Linked DNA regions of Homo sapiens: region 2 is linked to region 1. The links are chromatin contacts, found by Hi-C or POLR2A ChIA-PET in ENCODE. All regions are on one chromosome and are shown on one strand. Each heading gives the region's core, a stretch centred on a gene start or an enhancer-like site at or near the end of the contact. The rest is flanking DNA. Distances are from core to core; before and after follow the strand shown. Region 1 overlaps EPG5 (ectopic P-granules 5 autophagy tethering factor). Region 2 overlaps LOC105372093 (a long non-coding RNA gene).

Region 1 (3,890 bases), core at 594-3,093:
AGATAAAGATTTCTGTGTAGAATAAGATCCTAGAATAAAGATAGCCCTTCCAATTCTCACACCTTTTTGTGTCCCTTTCCCAGTAAAAGAAACATCAACCTCTTGTTTGCCTGGTCTCCTCCTTCCCAGGAGCCCCAGCCCAACACACAAAAGGACTCGATGCTCCCCTCCATACACCATCCTACTCTACTGAGGGGATCAGCTGTTGGAACTGGAATGTGGAGTCAGTCACCTTAAAGTAAAGGCAGAGTCAACCCCCACCTCCCAAGTCATGTCATGGTGGCTTTGGAAAGAAAGAGGACAGTGAGAGAAAGCCACAATGAAAGCCAAAAGAAAACGATGGTCAAATGCAAGTTCACAACCACACTTGAGAGTCCTAATTCCCCTAAATAATTGTGCTATGAACTTTGTTCAGTCATCTGAGTTGACAAGGATAAGTTCCTGGGTAAATGTGACTTTGATATAACACATAAGCACTAAATCTCTCCACAACTGAATTTCAATGCACTATATCATCTCACAATTCAGGGGTCAGCAAACTTTTTCTATATAGGGCCAGATAGTTAATATTTTCTGCTTTATATCTCTGTTACAACCACTCAATCCTTCTGCTGCAGCATAAAAGCCATAGAAATTATAAATAAATGGGGATGGCTGTGTTGCAATAAAACTTTATTTATAAAAATAAGTAGCAGGCCAGATTTGACTCAAAGGCCGTAGTTTGCTGATGTCTGTACTAAATTAACCTGTGGGTGCTGCAGGGGTGGTGGTGGTATAGTAGCATGTATGATTACTATTCATGATAACAAAACAGTATTTCAAATTATAATGCCTGCAAAACTTACGTGATCAAGTTTTCTGCATGTACAGCAGCTTCCACAATATTAAGTGATGGTGGTTTAGCAGCTTCTGCTTGCAACTGCTTCACTTCCTTCCGTAAAACATGAAGCTGTTGGCTTATGGCTTCATTCTTATGCATGCCTTCAAACTAACAAAAATTAAAGTTATCAAAAGACATTTCCCCCCATGTGTCAGGTTTCCCATGAAGACTCAAACTGAAATAAAATTATTGTCTTATAAAAATACCAAAATTTGTATCTCTTTATATGACTGCCTTATAAACTGGTAAGATCTTGAATTAATTTATCAATAGTTCAAAGCCTTTTGTAGGATACTATTTCACTTATGTTTCAACTCCTGAAATCCTCATCAAAAACACATCCCATGTCTTCCACCACTGAGGCTTTTCTTGAAGCACAGGAAGCCCCTCCACTGCTGATCATGGCTCCCCAGCCGTAGCCCTTCTGTGTGCTCTCAATCCAACATACAAAACACTCAACTCCAAACACTCAGGCTGCGTACACATGTGTGCCCAGCATTAAAAAAAGATGACACAGATGCTGCTCACAAATGTCGTTTTGAAAGGAAGAAAATATATATAATCATAAAACAAACAACAAAATAAGATAAAATATGGGGAAATGCCCAAACCAACTCCATGCCAAGGAAAGAGCAATTGGCTAATTCCTAAATTCACCAATTTAGGTTCCTAGAAGCTGGTCTTTGATAAAATTTTTATTGGTTTTCAGTAAAGGTGGAAAAACAAGGAGAATTTATTGAGCTTCTTTAAAAAAAAACTAAATTTTTTTCAACTCAAAAGATTATCCTTTTTTAAGATTAGCCTTTCTTATTTGAGAAGCCATCAACAAACCCTTTCTCTGACTGATAGTGACATACATAACTGGTTTGTTTATGCAATTTTAATGTCATTTTTTGGATGTGGATAGAGGCAGAAGAAAAGAGAAGACATCCTGGGCCCAGATTGCAACACAAACACAGAACTGACATGACAGCTGTGGGGGATATGGGACAGAGATACAGGAAGGAGGAGCCTGGCCAGGGTTGCAGAGTGCAGTAAAATCAGACTGGGGAGCTGAGAGAGCCCTCTTGGAGAGGCTTTGAAATGCAGGCCGGGGAGTCTGGACTTACAGGTACAGCTGAAGAGACCATAACATTTAGAAGGCAAGAGTTCTAAACTCTACATTCTCCTCCTGTCTTCCCCAAACACATGGGTGAGCAGTAAGGTCTACATTTTTTCCTTACATGCACCTGCCCAAACCCAGTCTTCAGCCATCACTGCAATGATTAAAGATATCCTTTATAAATAATGTAAATAATTCACAAACTTATTACCTGAGGCTCTTATGTCACTTATGAGGCCCAGGGTTATTATCATAAATTCTGTATAAAAGTTCCTGAAGGGCGGCCAGGCATGGTGGCTCACACCTGTAATCCCAGCACTTTGGGAGGCCGAGGTGCGCGGATCACTTGAGGTCAGGAGTTCGAGACATGCCTGGCCAACGTGGTGAAACCCCGTCTCTACTAAAAATACAAAAATTAACTGGGTGTGGTGGCAGGCACCTGTAATCCTGGCTACTCAGGAGGCTGAGGCAGGAGAATTGCTTGAACCTAGGAGGCAGAGGTTCCAGTGAGCTGAGATCATGCCACTGCACTCCAACCTGGGCGACAGCGTGAGACTCCGTCTCAAAAAAAAAAAAAAAAAAAAAGTTCCTGAAGGGCAATGGTCCTTCCTATTTGTTTTACTTACCCAGAACCCCAGCACAGCATAACTCTGACAATACACTGAGCAACTATTTTTTATGACTGTGATAATAATAACTTTCTTGTATAAAACTCATTAATGTATTAAAAATCTTTACAAAACTTCTTTAAAAAAGAAAAAAGCTCTGTGACATCAAAATGCACAAAAGTGAATATTCTAGAACATATAATGTTAACAATAATTAACTTTTACTATTGGAGAAATGAAAGATTAAAAAAGAAATTACTTGCATTTAATTAGATAATAAATCAATACAAGTATCTGAATTAAATTTGAAATCTTTCAAATAACAGACCAATGTTTAATATCCTAAAATGTGATTAGGAGTATCTGCAGTCAGCCTTTTTGTTCAATACATCACCAAATACAGTTAGACCGGGACTATGCGTGTCACAGAATCCCCTGGCTGGCCTGGAGAGACAGGAGCCAAACAGGAAAAGAGAGAATCTGAGATAAGGAAGGAAGACACAGAATGAAGGGAGGTGGAAAGGCAAAGGATCCAGAGACCACTTGACTGGAAAAATGCAGACAGGACTAAAACTACTCTGTAATCCAAACTTTACAACTGCCATTCCATGTTGTAGAAACTACTAAAATAAAACCAGGTGGTTTAGGCAAGTTTAGACCCTCTCACAAAAAACATCCCCAAATTATTATTATTTTCTAGTCTACTTATTTTTGTTTATTGTTCCCACTACTGTTGAAAGTTTTCTTTTTTTACTGCAATGAAGGTGAGAGCAATGGAATGTCTATCAGTTCATAATTACAAGAAGTAGTAGACAATAGAACAAAGTAGCATGGTGGAAGCCCCTCCACTTGAGTCATTTTAAGTGGACACAGAAATTTAAAAGTTTCCTTGTCTAAATTTAAAAGTTGGACAAAGCATGTCCTTCAGCCAGTTTTTACAATAATGTGAGGCCCTCAGTGGGTCTTTTCCATCGTTCATTTCTTGGAATTAACAAATTTTTCACATGATAATAAATCAATCCTGGGGTCAGCAAGCATACCCACAATACCAAAGTACATCAAAAGGAACCCAATTATAAATCACCCCATTTCCCCAGGGAACATCACTGAATTGTTAGAGCCTTCTACTGGGAAGAGAGAACACAGAAAGAAGCATGTCTCACTTCCCATAAAATATATTTGCCTTTGTATACCCCAAACAAGCTATCCATAGCTCAGACGCTTGCAGATAGCTGGAAATTTCCAGGACATTCTTTCCCAGAAAAAATCTATTAAGGAATAAAATATTTTCATGATATAA
Region 2 (3,890 bases), core at 1-2,500, 200 kb before region 1:
TGCACAGGTTCTTACTCTTGGTTAGATCAGGATCCTCTGATTCTGATGCCAGGCCCTACCTCAGGCCAATTAAGCCAGCAATGGGCCTGGGCACAGGTAATTTTTTTAAAGCTCCTGGGGTGATTCTAACATGCAGCTGGGGCAGGAAAACAACGGTGCTGCCTATTTCTTGGACCCCAACTGTTTCTAATTTGAGTCACTCTTCAGCACTCCGTTAAACCCCAGTCCCCATCCTCAGTTCCCAGGTGGGTTTGCATAAGGGGTAGTAGACCTGCCAGGAGATGCAGTGAGAAGCACTGAGCACTGAGGCAGGAGGAGCACAGACAGCACAGAGAATCCTCTAAAGTGAAGTTTCTCTCTTTCTCACTGTTGTTGGGGACTCACCCTGCACCACAAAGAAGACTAGATAAAGAAAACCACTAACCAGTAACATCCGGCTCAGTAGGCTGAGCACAAAAGCAAGGTTTTGCTTTGGCCCTAGACCTAGAAGCCTGCTGAGTGAGCGCCTTGGCCCTAGAAAAGAGGAGCAGGGGGTTGTCCGGAGCCCCTCCGACCACGCTGCTCTCAGTCAGGCACCACAGACACAGGCAGAGCTGGCTAGAGGTCAGAGGCATGGCCCCAGTGAGAAGCAGCAGCTGTGCCCTGTGAGCAGGTAGGATGGGGTTAAGGGCTGGCCTGGAATGGGGGCAGAAGGTGGAAGTTGGGAAATGGTGATGACAGCAGTTATTGCAAGGGGGCAAGCCAATGGGCAGGCAGTGGGCGTAGAAAAGCAGCTCCACTGAGACAGCCATGCAGGGAGCCCTGTGCAGGCAGACAGCTGTGGTCAGGGGTTAAAGAGGTGGAGAAAAGCAGAACATGGAGCCATGTAGAGAGCAGGTGCTGGCGGCCAGCTGGTACTGTAACAGGAAGAGTGCAAAAAAAAAAAAAAAATAGCAGTTTTTGCCATGGGGTGAGGCTCCACCCCTCTTTGAACTGTCTGGTGGGGCCAGGGCTGGGGCTGGGAGAGGGATGGGGTGGCTTTCACTCCTCTCCCCAGTGCTTGCTTCTTGATGGGTCAGTCTGGGTCACTAGGGTCCACCTGTCTCTTACGGCATGGCCTGAGCAGTAGTTTCAAGGGGTGTCATGGGGCGGGGAGGTGGGCAAGTCGGGCAGCAGAGCATTACAAACCCTGGGGCCCAGGCAACAGCCCAGACTAGCTCTATCAGAACCTTAGGGGCGGCCCAGGCCGGGGTGGTTGCCAAAGCTCCCCAGGGGGCCCCATCAGTAGAAGGTGTGGGGGCTGCTCGGTGCTGTGCTGTGCTGCTCTGTGCAGGGCTGCAGGGAGAAGATTCTCTAGAGAGCTCTCAAGTGGGAGGAGCCCCAGGCAGCATGATTTTGTCAAATGGAGATTGTCTCTGTCCCTGAGGTCAGAGGAGGGCTGTAACCATACAGTTCTTAACCTCTGGATTTGGACAAATGTAAGCTGTGTTCCTGGCCCCTCTAAAGACCTGTGAATCCTATTCTGCTCATCTGTGTGTAGTTCTTGTTTTTAAGCTTCCAGAGAGACACTGATTCCTAGCTAGTTTCTAACCCTAGCATACAGCAAGATGGAAAGCTCAGGACACAAGATTAAAGTGACAGCCTGGAGGGCAGGACAGGGAGTCTGGGCTGTGGCTGGAGCACCCATCACCATTCCTGGGCCACAAGCCGCCTTCAGGGACTGGCTTCCTGTTCTCCCAGGCCCCGCTGTGGCTCCTTGGCCTTAGCCCCAGGTTCTCAACATGAACAGACTGTGAACTCCTTGTGAACAGCGATGAGTTTTGTACATTCCCCTAACTGGGGCCTCTCTCCCGCAGTGAATGAGTAAGTGACAGACACAGTTATACTAAAGTTATAAGTTATGTCCAGCAAAAGAGAGGCATTGCCTTCTCTGTTGTCATCTGTCCTCCCATCAGTGTCTTGCAAGTCTTAATAGCTTTTGAACAAATGAATCATATTTACATTTTGTACTGGGCCCCATGAATTACGTAGCTGGTCCTGTGCTGAGCTCTTGGTGGCAACTGGAGCTTGCTCTCCCATGGCTGCAGCATCAAAGATCCCCCTGGGCTAGTTCTCTGCTTTCAAACTCCTTCCTCACCCATGACAGCATGAGACAGCAACACAACACCCCAATATACACAGAGCCTCACTTGTGGGGTACTCACTTGACAAGCACCCCAGGGAGCAAAGGAAGTGCAGAGAGAGGTGGCACCTTCTATCCTGAAGACCCAGCACACCCAGGCTCCATGGTGCAGGGACTGGAACAAACCAGGAAGGCACCCCACAACCAAAATATTTGTAGATTTTCCAGCTGGAGCAAAGGAAAGACCCAGACAGATCCCTACTCATAATCAGCTCATGAAACGCCCTACTGGAGAAAGGCAGAAAGAGTAGCTGGCTTTTTCCCCATCCCTGCATACTCCCCTGGGTGCTCTTTGAATCAATGTTTAGCCGGATTTCACCCAATCATGAGCGTGTGAGTGGGGAGCACCCCCATGACTTGGCTTCCTGCCCAACACATCACACCACAACCTGTGAATAACTCATCTTCCCCAACACATTATAACCTCTGAGGGGCCAGATTATGTATTTTCATGGCCCCCATTCCAGGCCTGGCACGTGGATACATATTTACTGACAGATGGACCCCTACTTCAGCATCCCTGTAAGCCTGGAATTAATTCCAGGAGGTGGGTACTAAGCAAGATAATGTTTAACCAAAATGCAGATTCTAGCACCTCCCCTGAACCCTAAGATATTGGGATTCAGTAAGTGATGGGGTATCTGCATTTTTACCTGCATCGCAAATGACTTAAGAAGGCCAATTCTCCTGGCTATCTGAAGAACTGAAGGAGGTGGGTAGACAGAGGGGGTCTCAGCACAGGAATTTGAGTAGAATTCACGTAGAAGCCCAGGACATGATTGCATGAGTGGCCATGGGTCAGTGTGCAGCTTGCAAATCCAGTCACTGTAAGGCCTTATCCTAGAAAGGCCCTGACGGGGACTGGGGTTGCGGGGGTGGGGATTGAGGCAGGTGGCTACCATCTGTCAAGAGCAGCAGCAGACCTGCAGCTGGCTCCATGGCTTCTGTGGCCCATGCCCACCCTCCCTCCTTACCATCACAGCAGTCGCCCAAATGGCTCAGAGAGGAGCTCATGGGAACCCCACTTACTGTTGACACTGGGGGAAAAGAATGGAAATATGATTTGGCATAACTTGAGGGACGTATAAATGGTTTGTGCCTTTCACACCCCAAAAACTTCAATTTACCTCCCTCATGAATGTCTTAGAAGCTTCTGCATTCTTTAAGAAAACTCTAGTTTTTACATAAATTTAATATTGACCATATAATTCAACATTCAATTTTATGTTATCTGGTATCACCTGCCACCTGGGTGGAGGGTCTTATTTGCTCAGCAAGATGGGAAACTCTAAAGTCAAAGACCTCATCTTATAATTACTTGAACACAACATACTTTGGAGACCAAACATATTACTGAGCACAGGATATCCGTGCTGCTTGATTCACTTACTATTTGAACTCCTGGTTCTGAGACTGTTATCCGAGGAGAATAAAAGGGTGCTGGATGGGCTTCCATGGAGAGATGGAAACTGTCTGAGTGTTAAGGGCTCAGGCTAGGGAGGAGACAAAACTCTTCTTCTGAAAGTTTCATAGCTTTAGCTCTTATATTTAGGTCTTTGATCCACTTTGAGTTATTTTTTGTATATGGTAGTAGAGTCCCCAATCTTCTGCAAGTGGATATTCAGTTGCCCCAGCACTATTTATTGAAAAGACTATTCTTTTTTGCATATGGGATTGTTTTTCAGAATCCAGAAAAATCTTTAGTTCACATTCCTCTTGCTTTAAGGTA

What was found. Hi-C counts contacts between places; a loop is a spot of excess contacts on that map. ChIA-PET counts read pairs that join two places held with the same protein, here RNA polymerase II (POLR2A). Pooled maps may share reads with other maps.
Region 2: a loop to region 1 is called in a map of testis, with 4 times the contacts of the local background. The contact joins two enhancer-like sites. A Hi-C loop is called at or near these places in 75 of 168 maps with a recorded cell type or tissue (A673, B cell, CD14-positive monocyte and 47 more), 37 of 37 single-sample maps with no recorded cell type and 47 of 50 pooled maps. POLR2A ChIA-PET finds 5 or more read pairs at or near these places in 8 of 52 experiments (B cell, CD4-positive, alpha-beta T cell, CD4-positive, alpha-beta memory T cell and 5 more).

The regions. Positions count from the first base shown.
Region 1 is chr18:45,888,953-45,892,842 of GRCh38, forward strand. EPG5 (ectopic P-granules 5 autophagy tethering factor) reads right to left here. Exons shown (of 44, transcript NM_020964.3): 28 at 846-988. Among named protein-coding and RNA genes, the nearest start is that of SIGLEC15, 65 kb to the left of the region's middle. Within about 2 kb of position 1,844, at least 2 of the 41 ENCODE cell types and tissues checked have a DNase peak (open chromatin) inside an H3K27ac peak, as active enhancers do; they include CD14-positive monocyte, where a contact is called at or near this core.
Region 2 is chr18:45,686,566-45,690,455 of GRCh38, forward strand. All of the region lies in intron 7 of LOC105372093 (a long non-coding RNA gene), which reads right to left. Among named protein-coding and RNA genes, the nearest start is that of SLC14A1, 36 kb to the right of the region's middle. Within about 2 kb of position 1,251, at least 10 of the 41 ENCODE cell types and tissues checked have a DNase peak (open chromatin) inside an H3K27ac peak, as active enhancers do; they include CD14-positive monocyte, where a contact is called at or near this core.